Linked DNA regions of Mus musculus: regions 2 and 3 are each linked to region 1. The links are chromatin loops, found by intact Hi-C in ENCODE. Cell type or tissue: heart. All regions are shown on one strand.

Region 1 (8,000 bases):
ATCCCCTGGGAGACAAGCTGCCTCTGGTTGATAATTCCTGGGTAAACAGAATGGTTCTATACAGAAACGGAATTCTGGGTAACAACTGAATTTACTATTATGGAATTCTGTCTGCTTTCTCTTGTCTGCCCATGTTTTGTCTCTTGGAGAAATACTTCATGTGGAGCTGAAGTTACACATAGAAAAGCATTTCCTAATTGTGTTTGTAGTTTCTGGATCAGTTACAGAATCATAGTATTTTGTCTGCATTTCTGCTCTGACGCCAGTTGTTGTGTACTCTATGTAGATCGCTCAGCTGTCTCGGGAACCTGCGATTACGATGGCTTGCATATCATCAAAGGTCACAACCTCTCTTCCACTCCTCTCGTGACCATATGTGGTTCTGAAACCTTGCGTCCCCTCACCATAGATGGCCCAGTGATGCTCAACTTCTATTCTGACGCATATATCACAGACTTTGGGTTCAAGATTTCCTACAGAGTCGCCAGTGAGTAACCGTGCTGCTGTCCTTTGGAATTTTCTTGCATTGTGTAACAAACATATGCAGTTTTTGTTATTATTCATCATATGTCACCAACTTGAAGGTTAAGAAACATTAAGGCTAAATATGATTAACTAGGCACATGGTACAAAAGTAGGTATTTTTCTTTAAAATAAACAGTTGGAGGCTGCAGAGATGACTCTGTGGCTAAAAGCACTCACTGCTCTCTTTCAGGGGACCTGGGTTTGGGTTCCACCACTCACATGGCAGCTTAAATGCCCTTTTCATTCCTCTGTGAGTATTATATGCATATAATACAGAGACCAGAAGACATATACATATGTGCATACATTTTAAAATATATTTTTTAAAAATAAAATAAAAATTGACATTTCCCCCTGAAATTTGGCTAAAATTACCCTATGAACATAAAACAGAGAATTGAGATTGATTTTGTGACAGAACCTTATCCTACATGGTCACTTCAGTGAAACAGGCACATAAAACCATCCCTGAATTTGTTCTGTCTTTGCTTAACCACATGAATGGCTAACGGAAGGAAATAAAGTAGTTTCTCTTCAAATAAAGTACTTCTTCCATCTACAGAGAATACAAACATGTATTTCTCCATGAAAAGAGTCTTATGATTTGTTCTTAGTAGCTGGTGTCTAGTTCCTGACCCTCAGTTACTAAAAAGTATGATTCTCTGATACTTTTTTCTGCATCAACAGAATAAAATGCGTCTTCTCTTATGCTCTTGGATGAAGAGAAAGGATTTGCTTTATTCTTTTAGTTAACTAATTAACTAATTGAATAATTTGTATAATTAAGCCCTTGATGTATATTCTGCTCTTTTAGCCTTTAGTTTCCTTTGGTATGAACATGGTTCAATTCCTTTTTGAGTCTTATTTTAAGATTATCATTACTACTGGCTTCAAATCTTGGCAATGTGTGGAGATGGACGTTGTTTGGGCACTGATAAACATTGAAGAATCATGTAATTAACCTCAAGTAAAATAGAGCAGTTGCTACGCAAGCTGACATTTAATTCATGAGCTGTATTCAGGGATCTGAATGCATAAGGACTTTTGGCACAGAAAAGATTTTGCCCAGTAAATGGACAGAGTTGAGGCAAAACCAAATAAGCAAAAGCCTTAAATAACAGCCACAAAATTTGTCTAATCTTGGAGATATGTTAGTAGAGTGTGTTCATTGGTAACCATAGAAACATAATCAAAATGTACAAACATCATATAATTTTAGTATCATAAAACAAATAAACATGCTCAGAAGCAAAACAGCCTAAGTTGGGAATATCTGATCCTTCCTAGATAAAATCCATGTAAAAACAATACCTTAGTAGTCATATTGGAACATTATTATCATAGTGATTACAATTGTTGATTACGGGGTATAGCAAAGGGCTGTTAATGGCTGGAGTTAGAGCAAAGAGTGGACCAAAACTCCTCATGCTTCTTGAACACAAGCCATCTTCCCTATGAAGGGAGCACAAGTAGGGTTCTGCCTGCTGTCTTTGATCATCCTCTTGCCATGTCATATCTCTGTCAACCTGTGACTTAGAGTGAAGGGACAGACACATCCCAACACACGAAGTCTTCCTTCTTGTTGCTCTTACACTGTTTGTCTTAGATTTATTACCTTCATGTGCCTTAAAATATTCTTCTACATTTCTCTTCCCTGGAGAAGTCGAATTTATTTATAAACACAGTGAAGGAGGTTTAGGTCATCTGAAAAACAATCAATATGAGTTCTGTTAGGAGACGGTAAACGATAGCTTAGATTATCCCCAAATGATTTGCCTATGTTGTGAGTAATAAGCACCCTCTGTACCCTTGTCTTCTGTTCCAGACTGTGGTGGAATCTACAGTGGAACCTATGGAGTCCTTAACAGTCCTTCCTTCTCATACACCAACTACCCCAACAATGTCTACTGTGTCTACAGTCTGCAAGTTAGAAACGACAGATTGATACTACTTCGGTAAGTGATACCAAAAAGGGGGGTGGGGCTACTTAAGAAAACACCTTCAGCTCTGTTCACAGGAAAGCTACCTTGCTGACAGAGACTATGAGTTCTCATGGTGGCTTAGCTGGAATCTAGAGAAAAGCAGAGGGGTCCCACATGGCAGTAAAGCCTACACCCTACACCTGTTCCAGTAGAGATTGGGGTGAAAATAGAAGCTTCACCAGTTAAAACAGTCCTTGTAATTTCTCAACAGTTGTGAAGGGGCATCTTACAATAGCTGTCAAGTTACAAGCCCCTCTTAAAACCAAAGAGGATATAAAGGGTTAGAACAAAGAGTTGCCATTTGTTAGACATGTCCTATACATGAGAAGCTTCGTTCAACACTTTACTTGAATGTTTTATTGTACTGTTAAAACTGTCAGGAGAAATATACATGTGTACTTGTATATGTGTCTCAAAAGGTCTCACATCTTCTCAAAGGTAACACATATTTAAATGAAGAATAAAAATCTGGATTCTCATTTACTGTCTCCCAAAGCCAATGTCCGAAATAACTTTTACCACCTCTTTTCTCCTGAAGATAAACTTAATCCCATAAAGTTTATTTTTATTTGTTAATCAAAGCAACTCTAGATTGTTGCTTTATGTGATATTGCCTTGGTTTCCATTGCTGTAAAGAGACACCATGACCAAGGCAACTCTTTTAAAGGATAGCATTTAATTGGTGCTGGCAAACAGTCCATTATCATCATGGTAAGGATAATGCAGCATGGCAGCATCCAGACCGACATGGTGCTGGAGAAGGAGCTGAGAGCTCTACATCTTGATCAAAAGATAGCCAGGAGAAGACTAACTCATGGGCTGCTAGGAGGAGGGTCTCATTGCCCACCCCCACACTGATACACTCCCTCCAACAAGACCACACATACACCAACAAGACCACATCTCCTAATTGTGCCACTCCCTGTGCCAAACATATTCAAACCATTACAGATATGTCACTTGTAAATTAACTCTCTAATTCTACTTATTCCAAGCAAGACTGATAAAGAAAATGCAGCCCCCATTACCCAGAAATATAAAGTGCTAGTTTTCTTTCTCCTAAGATGGTTTATTTCCATCTCTTCAATCTCACTGATACCTGAAACTACTAGCATGTGATATGAAATCTGATAATAGTTTATGAGAATACAGAATTTTCTACATAGAAGCTTGACAAGCTGGGACAATACCTACTCTGTCCTCTATTTGTGACTTATGGTTTATGAACTCTAAGGCTTACTTATAGTGTTTGTGTGACCATTTTAGAAGAAAGAGACAAGAGACTGGAAGAACCACAACCAAACTATATGAAACCAGAATTTCTTCCACTTTTCTTAACGTTTTTCCTATAAAGAATCAAACAATACTGTCACTCATCATACAAGAAAAAAAAGGAATAATATATTTTAGGAGAGACTGAAAGTATCTAGCATGTTATTGAGGTAATAACATAGACCATCTTGTCAAACTTGATTTTAGGAGCTATAGACAGGTAAGATATGCTGAAAGGGTTCAGGTTTCTTTAAGATACAATTGCCAATGTTAAAATGCTAACCTCCATCCATGCTCTAAATGTGGTAGAACACATCAAAACAGGGCATGGAGGTAGTAGGGTGACTTGATGGAAACAGGAAGGGGTTCAGTAGGAGAGAAGTGGGTGAGAGACAATAATGAGGATGGATGAGGATCAAAAATATGATCAAAGCACATTATGTAGACATGGAATTGTGATATCTAAAAATTGAAATCTGTTGAACATAGGCCCAGATTATCTTGAAGCAGAAAACCGTATCTTATTCATTTTTATATCCCCAGTTTCTACCACAGTTCTTAGTTATAATAGCTACCTAAAACATACTGGCTTCAGTCCATCAGTAATACCTTATTTACAAGATTCCCTTCCAAGAGAAGCTTGAGTACTGTGTTGTCAGGTTTTTGCATTCTTCTTTTATAAGAACCTCAGATATGGTTTAATGGGCACAAATAAGACATAAGTAGTAACCGGGTACCCTTTACAGGTTCAATGATTTTGAGATTGTTCCCTCCAACCTTTGCTCACATGATTACCTGGAGGTTTTCGATGGTCCCAGCATTGGAAATCGATCTATTGGAAAGTTCTGTGGTTCCACACTTCCACAAGTTATTAAGAGCACCAATAACAGCCTGACCCTGCTATTCAAGACAGATTCTTCTCAAACAGCAAGAGGTTGGAAAGTATCTTTCCGGGAGACAATAGGTGAGCATATGAGATGTGAAAGTATTTTTCTGGTGACTTCTTCTTTTGTGCTTTTAAAAATTACTCCTGCCCCCAGATAAACACAGTTGATCTTCCTATAAACATCTAGGAGGCCCAAACAGAAGGCCTCATTGGCTATGGTCCATTTATTCTTCAGTAAAGAGTCTTGGGAATTCTAAGCACTGACTTTATGACTGTTAAAAAAAAAAAAAAAAGGAGTGCTTCAAGAACCCAATACCTAGGAAAAGAACTTAGTACAGAGGTCTTGATAGAAGGCTTTGACTGCCACACATGGAAATCGAGGTATAGAAAATACCAAAGCCCTCAAAGGTCTTTAGTAGGCAAAATGTATCAGATGTAGCATCCAAAGCTTGATGGGACACTACTAGGGGATGTAAGTTGAGAATGAAGTCTTATGTGAAATTTGTTGACCAATGATACCTTAGTCTATATTTTCCAGAAAGAGTGTTGTATTTAGTTTGCCATATTTGTATCTGGCAGGCCTGCCAGACACTTCAGCGGAGATATCTAGGAGATAGCTGAAAAGGCATTTGGTCTGGAAATGGTGGTCTCAGAGTCATGTGAGATGGCCAGGATGACTAAGAGTGGGGATAAACTAAAAACAAGAGCCAAGCTCATGGTCTCTGTACATGAAAAGATAATTATCTACCTAAGATTAGTACAGGAACACCCATCATTTAAAATAAAAGGCAGCTAATCAGGTCTCTGTTTGCACTAATTGCTTCAATCGTATAATTTCTATTTGACTCTGCAAAGTGTTTTGACTTTTCCTTGAATATTGATGTGATTAATGTTCTGAGATCTAATGGATCCTCAAACAAACCCCATACTCTGAGAAGATGCAGAAAGGATGTGAGGAATTTGCCTCAATAAATCATCTGGGCTCTTATTTCCATACTCCACTCTGTCTATTCACCTTCATCCCTGTGACCTGAAAACAAAGAACATTTCAAACATTTTGTTTTCCGTGTTATGCTTTCCTGGATTTATTTGAAAGATTTATTTAATGTATCCATGTGCAGATGACTCTATGCATGTGCCTGTGTGAGTAAATATGCACATGTGTATGCAGATGTCCACAGAGGCCAGAGAAAGAAGAAGGTATTTGGAGATTTGGAGATGCAGTCATTGGGTATCTGTGAGCTGGACCATGTTAGTGCTGGGATCCAAAGTCTGCTTCTTGAGTTCTTATGGCTGAGCAGCAAGAGATCTTGGCTGCTGAGCCATCTCTCCAGCCTCCTTAAAACAGCTCTGGAAGGGAGTTATCAGGCAGACATTTATCTCTTATAAGCTCCTCATAAATTCTGACAATTGTATCATAAAGACCTTTTGCCACCTACCTTTCTTAGTTGTCATGACAATAACTTGAAAGCAGGTCTCATAGGACACAGAATGAGGCCTCACTAGAATGGTATATGTGAAGTGACATGTAAAACACAGAAGGCTATTTTAAAAGGAAAGCCCACTTTCCTTTGAATGCTTCAATTTTGCACAGAGGCTCTCTTGTGTTGGGCTACCACTGTGCTTCATACGAATAGTTTTGCCACTTTCCCATCTGTATAAATGCCATTGTCCACTTGAAGATGCTCAAGACATAATTCAAATGATTGCATGTGCTTTTGGGTGAGAGGTCAGGTATTATAATTTTTAATTGGGTCTCATGAAGATATTTTAGCCCAAACAACTAAGTGTCCTGACCAGTCTAAGTAGCTTTCAGCTTTGTTTTGTTGTTTCATGTGGTATGAAAAGAAGAAGTAATAAATGTAGTTTTAGGGATTCTGGAATCATTCATTACAGACTTGCTAAAACATAATAAAAAACCAAAAGGTCAGACTTGGCTAAAAGCATACACCTTCTTTTCTCATCTCATCCATTTAAGCCACTCCATCTTTTCTATAAGAAGATAACTGCTCTGTGGACCAGGCTGACTACTCATTTCCAAGAGCATCAGTCTGCCTGGAGAGCAACACTTTTCCAAAGTAAATAGATGCAAAGAGGAGACCCCTGTAGCCCTTAATATTTCTGTCTAGTTTTATATTAGCTAAATCTTTAAATATACCTTTTGAAGCTTTGCTGTTTAAATTATATAATTGGCAGTAATTTATAAACATCTGCTTTAATTTTTGAAAAGCCACAACAGTTAGTGTAGCATCTCCTTGAGTGTTGGCTACATTTGTATTTCTCATTGGCAGAGAGAAGTACAGGGAAATATTCAGAGTGGATAATTAGTAAATAGATAATGAAGTGAGTCTCCCTTTTGTGTGGAATTTCTGTTCAGTGTGAGAATAAGGAAGGGCAAAGCCAGCACCCAGGATCTAGGATCCATCCAGAACATAAAATTTTCTCATAATCCCATTAATGTCAACAAAACATGGGTGGCTGATCCTGAAAGAAGAGAAGTTAGAAATTATTGTACTGAGCTTCCAGGATCCATGAAACTGAAATTATATAAGAAGATGAACATTTTTTTTTTCTGGATTGAGTGAATTTGCATCCTTTATTAGCCCACAGATGGCTCTGAGATCTCACCCATTCCTTGGGATGATGTATGTCAGGATCCTGGCCTCCTGCTGATCACAGCAAACATAGTGACAATGGGGGCAACTATCTGTCTTCCTTCACCTGGCTTATGAGTCAGTTAGAGAATGAGTCAGGTGGCTTCAAGGTCAAACTCTGGAGCTGTGGTGAGAGGAAGGCATAAATACAGAAAACACATGTTTAGCACGGACAGAATGAATCACAGGTCAACAAAGGGAGGAATGTGGCCAAAGGGGAAGAACTCTGTACCAGAATTCAGGTACCCAGGATGCAGGTGTGATGCTACTACTGCCTGCGACGGAGCACTAGAAAAACCCTAACCTCTCTACATTCAATTTTTACCTACTAAAGGAGATCAGCTTGAAATATTAGCCCCTCTAGTAATCTGTTCTAGGTAAAGTAGATCAGATCCTGGAACATACCGTGGCTATCCTAAAGTATATTTTATAGCTTAAATCAGAACCCTATAGGAGGAACAACAATATGAACTAACCAGTACCTCCAGAGCTGTGTCTCTAGTTGCATATGTAGCAGAGGATGGCCTAGTTGGCCATCATTGGGAGGAGAAGCCCTTGGTCTTGTGAAGATTATATGCCCTAGTACAGGGGTATGCCAGGGCCAGGAAGCAGGAGTGGGTGGGTTGGGGAGCAGGGTGGGGGGAGGGTATAGAGGACTTTTGGAGAGGAAACCAGAAAAGG
Region 2 (8,000 bases), 50 kb before region 1:
AAACTCATCTATGAATAAATTATTCCCTCTTATAATTTATCAGCAAACAGAGTAAGTGAACCAAGGCCAGAGTATGAGTTGAATGATTCAGATAATTCACAACTGTTTGTGGTGTTCTATGCCGTGTGTCCCCACTTCTTATAATTGAAAGACATTATAAATGTAAAGTGTTTTCTCATTATCTGGTGGCTTCTTTGCGGCTTCCTTGGTATGTGCTATGGAAATAAGAAGAATGTATTTGCATTTTCACACACCTAATGTCTTTATTTGGTATAGTTGATAGGAACCAAAAGTGTATGACATGTGTGTCTGTGCTTCCCAGAGTGCGGAGCCCACATCATTACTGACTCTTCAGATAGCATCTCCTCTCCACTGTACCCAGCCAACTATCCAAACAACCAGAACTGTACCTGGATAATTGAAGCTCAACCTCCATGTAAGTAACAAAAATCAAAAGGAGGGGAGTCTGGGGAAAGTGGCTCTTCTGAGAGGTAAGGCTGTGAACTGCATTTAACCTCCTCAGTGGCAGCAACTGACAATTGGCTTCTTCCTGGGATGCATGGAAACAGACACTTTCTGGCCTAGTACGAAAGCACTTTTAAAAGGATTCGCATTCATCTAAAAGAATTGTTAAGTCTGGATGTGGCGATTCTAGCACCCTGCAGGCTAAGGCAGAAGGATTTTGAGTTGGAGACCAGCCTGGGCTCAACAGTCAATTCAAGGCTCGCCTGAGTAACATATGGAGATCTTGTCTCTGATGAACAAACAAACCAAGGGCTGGGGAGAGCTCAGTGGACTGAGTACCTACCTATCACTATTGAAGCCCTGGGTTCTATCCCCACAACTAAATGAATCGCATTTAGTTAATGGTATTGCATGCTTGTCGCTCCAACTTCTGGTAGGAGAACCAGAAGTACAAGGTCATCGTCCATTCATACCTAGTTGGAGGCTACTCTGGGATCAGTGAGATGCTTTGTGCAACAACAAACCAACAGACCAACAAAAAGACAAACGACTGAGGATGCAGTTACTAGAACACTTACCTGCCTGAAATGCACAAATACATACAAACAAAGTGTACAAATACAAGTAAAGTAGATGGTGAATGAATATGTGAATAAGGATAGAGATTGGAGAAATACCTAACTGTTGGAGGACGCAGGGTTGCAAGTTATTGATCACTAAAAGGGAAACTAATTGTAAAACCTGATCTCTCCTGCAATGGATATATTTATGAAATCAGTGCATGCCTAGAGGCCCTCAATAAATGCTTATTTTCTCTTTCTTCTTTTGGGGATCTTAGAATTCTGCTATGTGACATGGCAATAGTCCCTCCACATTTTCCAGGCAGAGAAAATGAGATGGCCTTTACAGGCCTGGCAGAATGGCTCCAAGCAGACTATTCCAGGCCTCATTATGAGTCCTGTTTCATCTGAACCCTCCCCTCCTTTCAGGTCTCTAGGAAGAAGTTGTGATTTAAGACACAACGTGTGAAAGCCATTAAGTTCTCTTCTCTGTTCTTTAATTAATGACTTTGTAAAAACAGGACAGTCACTTAGGCTAATCAGGTCCCTGCACAAAATAATTCTCAAAAAAGCTGGCCTTAAATATTATCTAACACTTTCACAAACTGATAGTATTTTATGGCCATTCATGGAATGTGGGAGCTGACAGATAATGTAATCCTTAGCCTTTGTACATGGAGAGGGTGGAGCCCCAACAAAGCCAAGATAAAGAAGCCCCCTGCATTGAGCTCAGCAGTTTTGTGCCTCCTGATTATTTTCTAATGATCTGCAAAAACATCTAGATGAAAGATCTCACCGCTACAAGGACAGCAACAGGAAAAGATCCCTTTCTGAGGATTAGAAACGCTGTAAAGACTACAAGAGGAAACTGCCATCTGGGCGCTGACTGTTCTTCCATGATTCAAAGCTTTCTTGATGGATGATTCAGAAGCTCTCGGGCACTGCTTCCGACCCCTAAATAAATTTGAGTGTGCTGGGAGCCATGTCCAGGGGGGAAAATATGCCTTAGTACAAGTACATGTAAGGACTCAGAGCCTAAGAAAGTGCTTCTCAGAGGAACACAACAATGGCTAACAAACAACACAAATAGAGCAAAACATAACAAAACAAAACAAAGCAAGCCGAAAACTATGTTTTCCAATAAGATGTCTCCAGAAGTCCCTGGGATGACCCTACCCAAGAGTCCTGATTTACCATGCCTGGCATTTTGGATTCTGCAGGCATTTTTCAAAAGCATTGATTCTGTTACTCTTCAAAGGAAGCCCTTTAGCGCGAAGCTGAGCCCTTAGCTCTGTTTACTCACCCCACCCCTGTGCAAAGCTGCCAGAAAGCAAGGGATTTGGCATCATCTCAGAGTACCAGGGGCAAAATCTCTCTGTTCTGCTTGCCAGTGTTTTATTAAATAACCAACACTCTTCTCTCTCTTTTTTTTCTACAGTCAATCATATTGCTCTCTCCTTTACTCACTTTCATCTGCAAAGCAGCACAGATTGCACACGGGACTTTGTAGAAATTTTGGATGGCAGAGACTCTGATGCACCTGTCCAAGGTACCGGAGATTTTGTCATTTCATCTGTAGTCTTGTCACGTAGTGTGTGTGTGTGTGTGTGTGTGTGTGTGTGTGTGTGTGTGCGTGTGCATCCCAAGTGTGCAGCCATGCACACAGACATTCACAGTGTTGACATTCAAGGTTACAGTGTTTTCAATAAGCATGAAGAGCCTCAAACCACATAAGAATAACCAGAGGGTAGGAAAGCAGGACAATGTGGGGCTCATGAAATTCAACTTACTTATCTTCTACATGCAATTTGTGTATTTTAACTTGTTTCTGAAAGGCAAGTTGCAGATACTAAATGACAGTCTGAGGCAGGGGCAGTAGTGTGACAAAGACTGTTTTGGCATTAGACAAAAGTCTTTCTGAAGCTTCTGGAGAGTACTTTAAAATATGTCTTATACTCCACTGGACATGTTTCTTCTGTCCCCAGTGGGAGGAAAGCATTTGAAAATTAGTTAATTGACTTCATTAAAAGTCCACCAGTTGGTGTGCTAGACATCATGATAAAGTGTGTGATATAGCTCTTGAGATGGTTCAGACAAAATAACTTCACATGCTTTAAGCTTTCTCCATGAGACTTTACCATGGAAAAGTCTCCCTGGCAGAGGGAAGCGCCATCAGAGGAGGTTTCAATGCTATTCCTGTGCCGAGAATGGAGCCTGAGAGAATGGTGGACAAAGAACAAGCCCCAGGCAAACCCCTCATTGTAATGTTTAAGATATTAATCCATTCACATTGGAACAGGATGTGTTATAGAATGCACACTCCTACCCAGTTATCTCCTGTGGAGTACTGTTCTAAGTATTTTATAAGTGGTAACTCAGTCTTTACATCCTTATGAGATGGGTTTAATTATTTCTAATATGTCCTCCTCTTCACATGGGGCAACTAAGTCACAGAGCACCCACAGTACTTGTCTCAGGTTATGTTGCTAGTAAATGACAAGCAAGGCATTGAACCCATGTAACCTGGCCCATCATCTGGAGCCTGGTCACATCAACTTTCCTCTGTCCTCCTATTGCTTTCTATTGGGTTTATGAATCATCCTGGCTATGCTTATTTTTGAGGTTTATCCTTAGTGGTCAGGCATTGTCTCAAACACAAGGCTAATGTAAGTGGTTCTGCTTGTGATTTCTTGGTTTTGTTTTGTTTTGTTTTGTTTTGTTTTTTGAGACAGGGTTTCTCTATATAGCTCTGACTGTCCTGGAACTCATTTTGTAGACCAGGCTGGCCTCGAACTCAGAAATTCGCCTGCCTCTGCCTCCCGAGTGCTGGGATTAAAGGCGTGCACGGCCACCACGCCCTGCTATGCTTGTGATTTCTTGTATGTACCTGGAAAAACTGTGTGTCGTCCCTGCCATGCTGTCACTCACCTCCATGTGGTTCTCTTCACCCTTTAGGCCGTTACTGTGGTACCTCTCTGCCCCATCCCATCATATCATTTGGCAATGCCCTGACAGTGAGGTTTGTCTCTGATTCTGTGTACGGTTTTGACGGTTTCCATGCCATCTACTCTGCATCAACATCAGGTGAGTGGGAGGGATTAGCATTAACAGATGACCTCAGGGTTAGCAGACATGTGGTAGAAGTCTTTGGCTTGTTATTTGGGGCTCTTTTCATTTAACGTTGGGAGCTAATTCTTGAAATTTCCCCTGTACCTTCTTTATAATTCAATGTCTACATTCTGACAACCATGAGGTATAGAAGTGAGAAAAATCATCTGTAAACCTGGCCATCTCTTAGCTAAACCTTATTTGTCTGGGAGACCTGTTCTCTACTGTCACAGCAATGTAAACATGAAGTGCTAAGGCACTCCATGACTGCCAGTTTGATAGAAGCTCTTATGGATGTACAGCCTCATGGTTGTTCTTGTCTTGGGAGCTTGATGGTGGGGTCAGGTAGGTCTGGCTGTGCATGTCCACTGTGCAGTGAGGCATCTAAGCAGGAAAGGAAAGGAGTGCCATCCAGCCCTGCGGCTCTTGGCCAGGTGGGGCAATTACAGCCAATGTGTAGAAAGATGAAGAACAGTGTGTTTCACTACCCTCCGCAGAGGGAAAAGCTGTAGAGTTTCTTTTTACATGGCAACCAGAGAAAATTACCTTCTCTTCCAGGCTAGGGTTGAAGAGCATACTGGACAAGATTAAAAACAAGTCTTCCTAAAGTTCTAGTTCACATGGAGAAAGCCTTTTAGAAAGGGGTCCCCTCCAGCTCACCATACTGTGGAGTTCTTGGGTTTCTGTTTTCAGACTCCTCCCTCTGTTACTGTGCGTGACACAGTTGCTTCTTCATATGGAATGGACGCGCTTTGTCCTTCATTTTAGATACTGGCTCTAATGCCCTTCCACTTGTGTCTTGTGGTGTCTTCCATTTTGTCTTTGCTCTGAAACCCCCTTTGTTTCTTTTGACTTTCAGCTTGTGGTGGAACCTTCTACACGGGCGATGGCATCTTCAATAGCCCTGGCTACCCAGAAGACTACCATTCTAATACAGAATGTGTCTGGAACATTGCCAGCTCCCCTGGAAATCACCTGCAGCTGTCTTTTCTGTAAGTCCTTGTCAGGCATGCCCTGTCTCAGTGTGGGTAAATCTGCAGGGAGGAAGCACTGTTACTGACAGAATGGTTGACCAGCAGCCTGTGTCTGAGCTATCAGCAGAGAGAACTTGTGGGAGCCTTAGGAAGGCTTTCCTCAATTTCTTTGGTTTCATTTGTAGCTTCAGTTGTATAAAGCATTAAGAATCTTTCAACAATATTCTTTCTTTCAACTGAGAGGAGAGGAGAGAGAGAGAGAGAAGGAGGAGGAGGAGGAGGAGGAGGAGGAGGAGGAGGAGGAGGAGGAGGAGGAGGAGGAAACACCTGACTTCATTTGGCCTTCTTTATCCACACACTATATTCCTATTCTAACCCACCCTTCCTTTCTTATCAGAGAAGTGATCTTGGATAGGATTTTTTTATTTAGTTTCTTAAATTAGCCATAATTAGTGATTTGTAAAAACTACTTTCAATTTTCTCATTGAATCTTGACACTTTTGGAACATGGACTATGGATTGGAGTGAATGGGAGATCTTGTATGTTCCAAGTAGACCTAGGTTAGACCAAACAGCCATAATAGTATTTCCCAGAAGTAGATGTAATGGGGAGATGTTATATGACATCTGATTGTTTCATTCCTCAGTAGAGAGGTTCCAATGAGCAACCACACCTTTAATCCCAACACTCAGAGGCAGAGGCAGACAGATCTCTTTGAATCTGAGGCTGACCTGGTCTATACAGTACACTTCAGGACAGCCAGGACTCCATAGAAAGACCCTGTCTCAAAACGAATAAATAAATAAAAAGAGACAGACAGATAGATGGCTAGATAGTGAGCAAAGATATTTACTGAAGACATGTTAGCATTTAAGTTACCATGTTGAGTTCAAAATCATGTGCCATACTATATTACATTATTGGGGTCAGGTTGAAATCATTAATACTTTGTTGCTTTTTTCTTTTTCACATGTCCTCAGTGTGTAGCCCACAATGACCTAAAACTTAGGATCCTTGCCTTTCCATGCAGAGATAGAAGGCAATGATCCTCCTGCCTTTCCTTGCTGTTCAGAGACAACAGGCATGCATGCCAATGCCTGGCTATTAAGTGCCTCTATGTTGAGAAAACATTCTTTGCTGGTTTTTCCTTGAAGACATGCCTAATTGTGCTATAAGAACTAATTAAGAATGAGACAAGCTCAAACATTTCAAGTTGCTTTCTTGAATCCATCAGTCAGCCCATGCCTCCTCAGGGTGCAAGTGACATAAGTAAAAGCCGTCTTCCTGTACCTGAACGACAATGCCAGTTTAAACTGCCATGTGGGAATGTTTGGGAGTTGTTTTCACTGAAATCATGACATTTCTTATGTAATAAGAAATTGTACAACTGTGCATCTAGTAATCGCTCCATGATGTGTATTTCTATTCAACACATATTTAGCAGCACCCTGAGCACATAAAGAATGCATGCTTCTTTCCTGGGGGTGCCTTATAGACAGTGATGAGAAAAGGGTTCTCCTGTCTTAGTGTTGAAGGTCAAGGTCCACTATGTAACTTGTTGTAGCTCCCAACTTGCCAAGAATTTCAATCTCTTTTCTTGGTCTTTTTCCTCCTACCTCGAACACATTTATGTTGTACACCTCTCTGATGTTCAGTGGTTCCAGGAACTAGGATAGGTCCTGGGAATATTTAGTACATCTATGCTCTCTGTTCTTTGTAGCAGTGAGTTTGGGCTACACCACTTTGGCTCCTGGCAGGCTGAGCACACCCACCCAGGAACTCTTGGATTCTCTAATGGAAGACACACACACACACACACACACACACACCATACCAGTTAATTTTAAAATGCCTTGGCTGGGTACTCAAAGGCTGGGTACTCCTGCCACCCCAGGTCCAAATGGGGAAATGGCCAGTGGCCACTCAACTGAATTCTCACATGGCTAGTTGGCTTTCTCTCCTGTGTCCCATCCTTCTTCCCCAACTCATGGCAATCTCCCTTTTCTCTCTACCCTGCCCCCGTGCCCAAGCCCAAGCAACTCTAAGGGTCCTGCCCCATCTTCCTTTGCCCAGCCTTTGGCCGCTGGCATCTTTATTGATAGATCAAAAAAAAAAAATTGGAGACAAAGACCTTTAGCATTTGGACACACAGATTCCCAATTGAATCAAAACATTCGAACCAATCTCCAACAGTTCTTGACAAATTTGTTGATAAATCAACTTTAAGAAGTCATTGAATTGAAAGCTCAAAAGACACATTTTATCCTTAGAGAGACAACAATAAACTTGAAGGGCCTCTGTTAGGATTAAACATACTAAATTTTAAAATACATAGCCCAAGGCCATGATAAAGAATGTTCAGTGAAGGATGCTTCATTCTTTGTTATGACTGAAGACTCCTCTCTGGTGTTTTAGGAACCACATTTTATGGCCCACAGTAGGCTAGAGCACAGGTACTTATCTTGGTTTTCAACTTGAAACACCAGAACAACAGCAGAAAGTTATCGTGTGAATTTATCTATAGGGCGCTGTCTTGATTAGTAACTGCTGTGGGCAGCCCAGCCCAGTGTGGTTCTGAACTGTAGAAGAATCGCAGGTGAATGCCAGCCTGGGCATAAGGCTGTAAGCAGTGCTCCTTGGTCTTTGCTTTAGTTCCTTCCTCCAGATTCCTGCCTAGAGCCCCTGCCAGATCTGTCCATATGAGGGACTGTAACCTATTAACCAAATAAACTCTTTCCTTGTCAAGTTACTCTTGATAATGGTGTCTATCACAGCAACAGAAAGTAAACAAGGACAGAAAGGGGCATCCATTTCACAAGCTGACAGACATTAAGTCCTAATTACTAAATAGGAAAATCTTGGTGACTCAGTTGTTCCCTTGTTCACCTATAT
Region 3 (8,000 bases), 140 kb before region 1:
GTATTGATGAAAATTATAGAAGATTGCTATCTTAAACAAAACCACCCATTCACACATATTCATGTATAAACTCACACATGCACACACATATTCATTCACAGACAGACACATATACATGCACACACACACACACACACACACACACACACACACACCCCTCCACTTAAGTTTCTCCTTCTAAAATTACATTTTGCCCATGGTCAGTGTAATATGGCTAAAGAATGATGAGGTCAAAGAGAGATTAATTTTTAGTTCATTTGTTCTTGCCTAAGAAATCTTTTAAATTGTATAGAACAGTATTATAGATGTGACAAAAGTCATCTTTCCATAATAGAAGGCAGTGACTCATTAATATTTTATAAGTGGCTCAAGCCATCAAAACTACTGTGAATGAAGGACACAGAAGGTAATAATAAAAGTTCAAATTTTTATTCCAGAAAATGCGAATCTGGGATTGACTAAGAATATCTAAAGTATATGACATTAAGGCCAAGGCTTGGAAGTAGGCTATAGAGGGAAATGATTTCATACCCCATTTATATTTTCCCTAGAACCTGCATTTCACTCAGGGAACTGTAAAAGAAGCATTACAGGAGAGGGTGACAGACTGGTGTGGTATGCCTTCTAGCCAAACAGAGGTGTTTCTGGGAAAGATCTTCCTTCTTAGAAATGTGATGCATCCTTGCACAACTTCAGAAAACAGCCCTGACTAGGGTGGAAAAAGAATGAAAGAAAGCAGACACACAGACAGACAGAAGAGCTGGGATGGTACTCTCTGATGGAGAACCTGCAGCACCCCAGAAGCTTAGCTTACTAATTATATTCAGTTGGGTGGAGAGGCAGGGTTCTTGCATACAGCTTAACAAGAAGCTGGAATACTACTTACAGACAAACAAGGAAATGGAACTATTGTATATAAATGAACAAGGAGACGGGTTTAGCTGGCTTCAGTAGGAGCAATCACCATAGGAGAGGAGTCTTCAGGCCATAGATGTCCACAGGGAGAAAGGGATGGTGAACGTTTCCCCCCCACACTGTCAACATCTGCACACAGGGCATAGGAAGGCTTTGAGCCTCATCCCAGGGGAAAGCTTTGATATTTTCTCGTGGGTCTGAGGCTAAGGTCCTTGGCATGGCCACTTCCATATCAACACCACACAATCACTCAGAACTTTACTCACCCGGGCCTCCTCCACTCCCCACAGACATGGAAATAATCTTATATTTATGATAAAAAATTAAAAATGTATTATACATGTGAGAAATATACTATGAAAGAAATGTATAGAGCTCTTGACTTGAATCCTATTATGACTGGTTGGAAATGGCTCCCCTGGGGACAGTACTTAGTGGGTATATGGTTGAGCAGTTGGCAACAGAAATATTAAAACAAACAAACAAACAAACAAACAAACAAACAAAAAACCAAGGGTGCCAGGTACAGTGGCCAACACAGTCCCAGAGGCTGAATAAGGTAGACATAGGATAAACCAAAGCCAAAACAAAAGAAATAAAATCCAAACAAACATAAAACCAGACTAATGTGACTAGAATCACAAAGACAGAAAGAAACCAGTAAGGGAAGTGCTAAGCTCTTGTCTCCATATATAACGATAAAGAGATGAAGAGGTTGGGGTGTCTTCTGAGAGCCTGAGGTTATTATCAGTCTCTTAGCATTGTGCCCACCCCAGTGAGTGGCCACGACAGCACATCCACGATGAGAATGGGAAGGAGAAGAGAGAGGATTGCATGCTGAGCTTGTAATCAGGAGAGAAGATACTTCTGGAAAAAAAAATAGATCACATTTTCTTGATCTTAAAAAGTTCATTTAAAAATCAAGTAATATCATTATTACTCAGACACTGCCTGTTATCTCTCATCATCTATCCCCTGCATGCTATTCTCTCATTTGGGGTGATGCTACAGTCCTTTCCTCTCTTGCCCCGATTAGCCTAACACAGTGTCTAAGATCAGGTCTCTCTGCTATTGTGTTATCCGTCAGCCTGCAATTCAATTCACAGGGAGTATGACTTCACAGTTCATACATTGAACGTTACCATACGGCCAGGCTCTCTTTTCCACCCTGGTATCGTCCAAACCTCCTTGTCTCAGAATATTTGATTTGCTTTGAGTTAAGATTTCATACTTAAATGGATTTTAGAGTCTGGAGTGTAAAAACAAATCTGGGTAGTTAGCACACAGAAAGACACATGCGAGCATTAAGCCAAGGCTTTGAGACCTGATCTATTCCACATGTCAAAGCCTCTTGCTCACTCAGCTCTGCAGTTCACATTTAAAATTTCGTGTGAACTGTGTTTTGCAGCCCAGTTAATCTTAGCTATCTGTACAGGAAATAGTTCCTTTACAAGAACTCAGGGTTTAATGAGTACTTTTTCTTTAGGAGCTAGTTCAACCTCTAAATGCCATTTGCAATACTTCATAAGCCTGAGTTATTCGTTATATCCTGGGGCTCTGGGTTTGTAATACTCAGCATTTACAAAATGAATAAATAAATCCTAGAGAGACAGTCAGCAGTGCTCACTTGCTAAGGAACTAACCTTGCAAGCACGAGGGCCTGAGTTTAATTCCTAACCCATGTGCAGGAACATGTTTGTAATCCCAGTGCCTGGGATATTTAGGACAGGAGGCTCCCTAAGGTCATCCAGACTATCGCAGTTTGTGAGCTCCAGGCCAATTAGAAACTTCGTCTCAAAGGAGGCAGATGGCATTTTTTCAGGATGACACACTAAGGGCCCCTTGGCTTCTACATGTGTGTGCCCCCTCACACACGTGTGTACCCTAACATAAATGTGCACCTGTACAAACACAAGCACCCACACTTATACAGTGAAACAAACTAAATCCTGGAGAAACCCGAGCCTCGTTCACACAACACTGGTGTTTTGCACCAGGACCTGTAGTTCCTTTGCAAATGTGACCACCAAATTGGTGAATTTACTGTACTCCCTCTGCAAGGGACCATTGTGTGATATCCATGACTTCTTAAAAGAAGGGAAACTTGGTTACTACAAACCCGGTTTCAATATTAGTTATCTTTCTCTAGGTTGTTTTATGGTAAGCAATTAATAATGTTCCCCAGGCAAATCAAAAGTGATAACAAGCAAAATCCACCTCATGGTTCATTTGTGTGTTTATTTCCTACCCCTGTCAACATGTTGTTTTGGAATCTGTTCTGCTTGAGGCTCTGTTGATATGGCTTTGGCTTTGTAGGACCCAGACTCCTGATTTCTCAAGAGGAAAAGCAAAGAATGTTTGAGTCACCCACTGACAGTCAAGGCCTCTATGTACACAGGTTCATCACGGCTACTCACATTCCTCAAGGCTGAGCAATTGCTGTGGCAAAGCCCATAGTCAATGGGAAGGATAAGTGTTCATGTTCCATCGGGAGGCATGGCAAGTCACATGACAGAGAATAGATATTCAATCCTCTCACATAAAAGCAGTCAGTAATTACGAAGTATGAGATAGTCTATTCTAGCTTCCAAGCACAAAGAAAAGAGATTTCTTTTGGGTGAGAGTACAAATTTACAAGTGCTTAGTCATTAAGTACAAGTGAATTTGGGATCAGTTCAAGCAGTTGATAAATTTTATTCCAGTATCTCTCTTTAAAATGTGATGGTTAAAGTACTGCTGTGCCTGAGGTCCAGAGAGAATACAGGCTTTCAGAATTAATAAGGTTTCCTTCCACAAAGAGAAATACAGCCAAAATCAATTGTACCTTCCAGGACTAGTGCCCTTGAGGCCTGAAAGCCTCTCTCATAACATCTGGATGGCAGCTGCATTCCCTTGCTAACGTCCTTGAGCTTCATTAATCAGGACCCAGGGGACCGGCCACTTCACCTAGCTCCAATGCTGCCTGGCTGTTTTTCTTCCTTCTTGTCATCTTCTAATGGACTAATAGAAATGAGAGACAATGATTGTAGAAGAAGCAAATAGAACCCAGGGGATGAGAGCAGGGTACCATATTACTCGAGTTTCCTGTGTTCTAGTCTTCGGGAGCAGCAGTATGTATGCTGCCTCTGTTAAAGACTGAATTGAAGATTGTGCACTCTCACGTTAATTGATCAACAGGAATGTATCAAATGCTATAAATGCCTGTTTACAGGCTTTGTTTTGCTTGTCTTTTGGTTTGGTTTGGTTTGGTCTGGTCTGGTTTGGTTTGGTTTGGTTTGGTTTGGTTTGGTTTGGTTTGGTTTGGTTTGGTTTGGTTTTGTGAGATACTAAAGGGACACTTTCTTGTCCCTCTGAAACTTGCTTTTCAGTCAAGTAGCATAACTTGACTTAAGAATAAGAAATTCGTGTTGCAGATGTCAAGAGCTTAGACTAAGGAACTGGTATGAGCCTGACTCAGTGGAGTGGCATGCGATTCTCTCACATGGCTGACCTTTTAAAATAGCTTCCGTTCTTACCTTTGCAGAACATCCTTGCGTATGGATCCACATGCAAGTCTGTCTGCATCTTAGACGCTCTTATAGGTTTAATGCCCATAATATATTACTGACAAGCATCCTTCTTGAACTTTGTACTTCTACTAGTTTTGGATGAGAGGAACAATGTCACAATATCCCACCAATCTTTCCCTTACTAGCTACTGCCTTTAACCTAAATAATTCTTAATGACCTTGGACTAAAGACATGTCTCCTGAGTATTCCATAATTCTTTGCATGTATCCGTCTTAGAGCACTCCATAATTTCCTGCAAGTGTTCAGAGCACTTTTCTACTATCAGATTGCTGTGTGTCATTATTTTACTATTTTGAAATGAAGTTCATCTATATAGATTTCCATGCACTGTATTAAAACATTGTTATGAGTAAACTTAAGTCAACAAAATAAATAACATTTATTCCAATATGTGAGAGACCTGGGCAAGCCCCAGCTTGAGATAAAACACAGTCAGCTGTTCTTCCCCCAAAACTGCCAGGATTTCTCCACAATAAATGTACACTGATGAAAACAGTATTTTTTTTTTCACTTGTGTTCCACTGATTGTCCTGGAAAACCATGAATATTTAAAATTCCCAAAAGTACCTTGTTTAATACCTAAACATGGACAACATTTTGTGCTTCAGAGCAATGAGTGAAAATCACACAGGGTGTCAGGGAACCCTTGGGAATGACCATCACATGTCAGACTCTCTAATGAGGTGATTCTTGTTTGTTTGAAGACAGGGTTTTCCTGTGTAGACCTGGCTATGGTGGAACTCGGTTTATATAGACCATCACAAATGTGGAGATGCTCCTGTTTCTGCCTCCCAAGGGCTGGGATTAAAGTCATGTGCCACCAATGCCCCGCTCTATACTAGTCATGCTCCACCAACATCAGAATAATAGATAAAACCAAACAAAAACAAAAATAAAGTTTCCCAGATTCCTAATTGTGGTACTCACTGAGCCGCAGTGTTAAGTGACAGGACTGAGACCTGCTCACGAGTTTCTGTGAGCACTGACGGTCCCACGGGGCTCCTAGCAGCACAGGGCTGCTTAGTTAGCAATACCTTGATAATGCTAATTGAGAGTAGATTAATATTGGGGCTACTCTGCCCTCTAGAATAATTTTATGAAGCTAGAGTCTCATGTATACTCTTTAAACAATTCTCAGCTGTGGAGAGTCTCTAGTGTTTCACCTTTTCAAATGTCAGAAATATCAAGAGCTCTTCTCAAGTCAATATTTTATTACCAGAAATCTTGGGAAATTTCACTGCCGTCTCACATATTCCTTCCCATCTCATTAGCTAGGCTTAGATGGAATAACTTGTTAAGATTATGAAGGCAGCGAGCTTGTGACAGATGGGGACATAAGGGGCCCACTCACACAGGTCGTGGCCACTGAACTGAAAGGTGTGGAGTGTTGCCTTAAACCAATTGATTGTATTGGAATAGTTTGTTTCTCTTCTCTCTTCCATACTCTTGCTTTAATATTCATTACATGTATTTATTTATTTGTTTCATTGTGACGGTGGTAGGAGTTGTACTATGGCAGACAGGTGGGAACCAGAGAACAACTTACAGAAATCAGTTTTCTCCATCTACCATATCAGTCCTGGGGGTCCATCTCCAGCCATCAGCTTTGGCCTTTACCCACCGAACCTGTCCATTAGGTTTTAATCAATCAGGAATGCCAACAGGTGTTTTATCACTTGAGCTATTATGTTGTTTGGTATATTAGGCTAGCAATAGTGTGCACATTTAGTTTTCTAGAACTTTGTTTAGGATTCTGTATATATATAAGTAAGGGAAATTGATTCATGGTTTTAATTTTACTTATGTTGGGATTTGATAGTAGAGAATTGTGCCGTGCTTGAGGCCTTATACATGGGGAATTATCTAGTTCTTAAAAGGGCAGAAGACTTAGCAAATGCACACTATTCTCTCTGAGTGCTTCCCTCTCAGGGGAAGCAGGCGGAGAAGCTACCCAGCAATCCTCTGTTTTATCCATGGAGCAGTCATTCCCGTTTTCCTCTTCTTCACATCCTTTTACTGATTTATATAATTTTATTAAAATAGTTTATCTTGAGCATTCAAATACATAGACAAACAATTGTATACAGGATTGCATTTAATTAATTGCATGTTTCTTAGACTGTGTGTTTGTGACTTGTTTATAAATTTTTTTATTTTGTATACTTAGCAGGCATATATTTTAATTTTCTTATTAGATTTGTCTAAAATTTGCCTTTGGTATCCCCATTCCCAACTCTCCTTTAAAAATCTGTTCTTCAGTACATTTATGATTCTACTTTCTATTTTAATAATGAGGTTTAAATCTTAGCTTTTAATTTTTAATGGTTTTATTCTGTTTTTAGCAGATTCTCTCTCGCCCTTCTCTCTTTCCTCTCTCTCTCTCTCTCTCTCTCTCTCTCTCTCTCTCTCTCTCCCTTTCTCTCTCTCCTCCTCCTCCTCTTCCTCTTCTCCCTTGTTCGATGACCTTCCTATCATTTTAAAATGTTTTTGGTAATGAACTGAGTTTATTCCTTGGATTGCAAATTCACTTAAACTTTCATTTCTTGATATGCTGTATTTTTGGTTTTTGTTGATTGGGCAAATTGTCTGCAGTTACAGATTTATGGCCTCGTTGATGTTATGGAAATTAAGACATTTTAAGAATCACATAGTTACAGGCTGTATTGACTTAAGATTGTCATCAACATTTGATACCAGTTGTTTGTATTAAAACGGACCCACTGACTACTTCTAAATATAATATACACACTACTAAATTAAACTTGTATTTGTTTTGCTTGTGCTATTGACCAGTCTCCAAACACTACTACATCTACCAAAGTGACTTTCTAATTAGCAATACAAATCTTTCTTTAATTTTCTGCTTAGGTTGGAGACCATGAGAGCCTGCTTCGAAAGATCTGTGGCAATGAAACCTTGTTCCCCATTAGATCAATTTCTAATAATGTCTGGATCAGACTGAGAATAGACGCTTTAGTCCAGAAGGCTAGTTTCAGAGCTGACTATCAAGTTGGTAAGGAAACTTCTGCTTGTGTATGTGTGTGTGTGTTTCTGTGTGTATGTGTCTGTGTGTGTATGCATGTGTGTACACCATGTGATGATAGAGGCCAGGGTGTTGGTGTTTTATCTCTTCTTCATTTCCTTTCCACCTTATTGAGACAGAGTCCCTCACTGAACATTGAACTCTACGATCCAGCTGGATTTGCTGGCCAGTGAGCTCTAGGGAGCCATCTAGCTCTGTGCTTTCAGCCCCCACGCCCAGGGCTGGCATTGCAGACACACACTGTTGTACCCAGCTTCGTGGGTGCTTGAGAACAGAATGCAAGCATATACAACGAGCACTTTATTGACTGAATCATGTTCTCATCCCTATCTATTTTTAAAATTATCTTATTATTTTACACGAATGGACTCTTTGCATACATGAATGTCTGGGCACAGCATATGTATGCCATGCTCTCAGAGACCAAAAGAACTGTCAGGTTCCTTGAGACTGGATATACAGCTGGTTGTGA

Evidence for each region. Hi-C counts contacts between places; a loop is a spot of excess contacts. Peaks named below come from ENCODE experiments on the same cell type or tissue, not always from the same donor. Only the 100,000 strongest peaks of a DNase experiment are listed, where the experiment ranks them.
Region 2: it touches region 1 in a loop (1.9-fold over the local background); 3 of 42 quality-filtered maps call a loop at or near these places.
Region 3: it touches region 1 in a loop (2.2-fold over the local background); 2 of 42 quality-filtered maps call a loop at or near these places.

What each region holds. Positions count from the first base shown.
Region 1 is chr2:13,303,002-13,311,001 of GRCm38, reverse strand. It overlaps Cubn (cubilin (intrinsic factor-cobalamin receptor)), which reads left to right. Exons shown (of 67, transcript NM_001081084.2): 57 at 287-487; 58 at 2,351-2,480; 59 at 4,526-4,743. Gm13270 (a long non-coding RNA gene) reads right to left here. Exons shown (of 3, transcript XR_865976.2): 3 at 1,727-2,229. Among named protein-coding and RNA genes, the nearest start is that of Gm13270, 35 kb to the right of the region's middle. In heart, no CTCF peak of the experiment used is centred here; no DNase peak of the experiment used is centred here.
Region 2 is chr2:13,352,693-13,360,692 of GRCm38, reverse strand. Cubn (cubilin (intrinsic factor-cobalamin receptor)) reads left to right here. Exons shown (of 67, transcript NM_001081084.2): 33 at 323-436; 34 at 2,464-2,574; 35 at 3,981-4,109; 36 at 4,993-5,125. Among named protein-coding and RNA genes, the nearest start is that of Gm13270, 85 kb to the right of the region's middle. In heart, no CTCF peak of the experiment used is centred here; no DNase peak of the experiment used is centred here; H3K27ac peaks cover 454 bases.
Region 3 is chr2:13,446,444-13,454,443 of GRCm38, reverse strand. Cubn (cubilin (intrinsic factor-cobalamin receptor)) reads left to right here. Exons shown (of 67, transcript NM_001081084.2): 18 at 7,354-7,498. Among named protein-coding and RNA genes, the nearest start is that of Cubn, 41 kb to the left of the region's middle. In heart, no CTCF peak of the experiment used is centred here; a DNase peak (open chromatin) is centred at 3,333.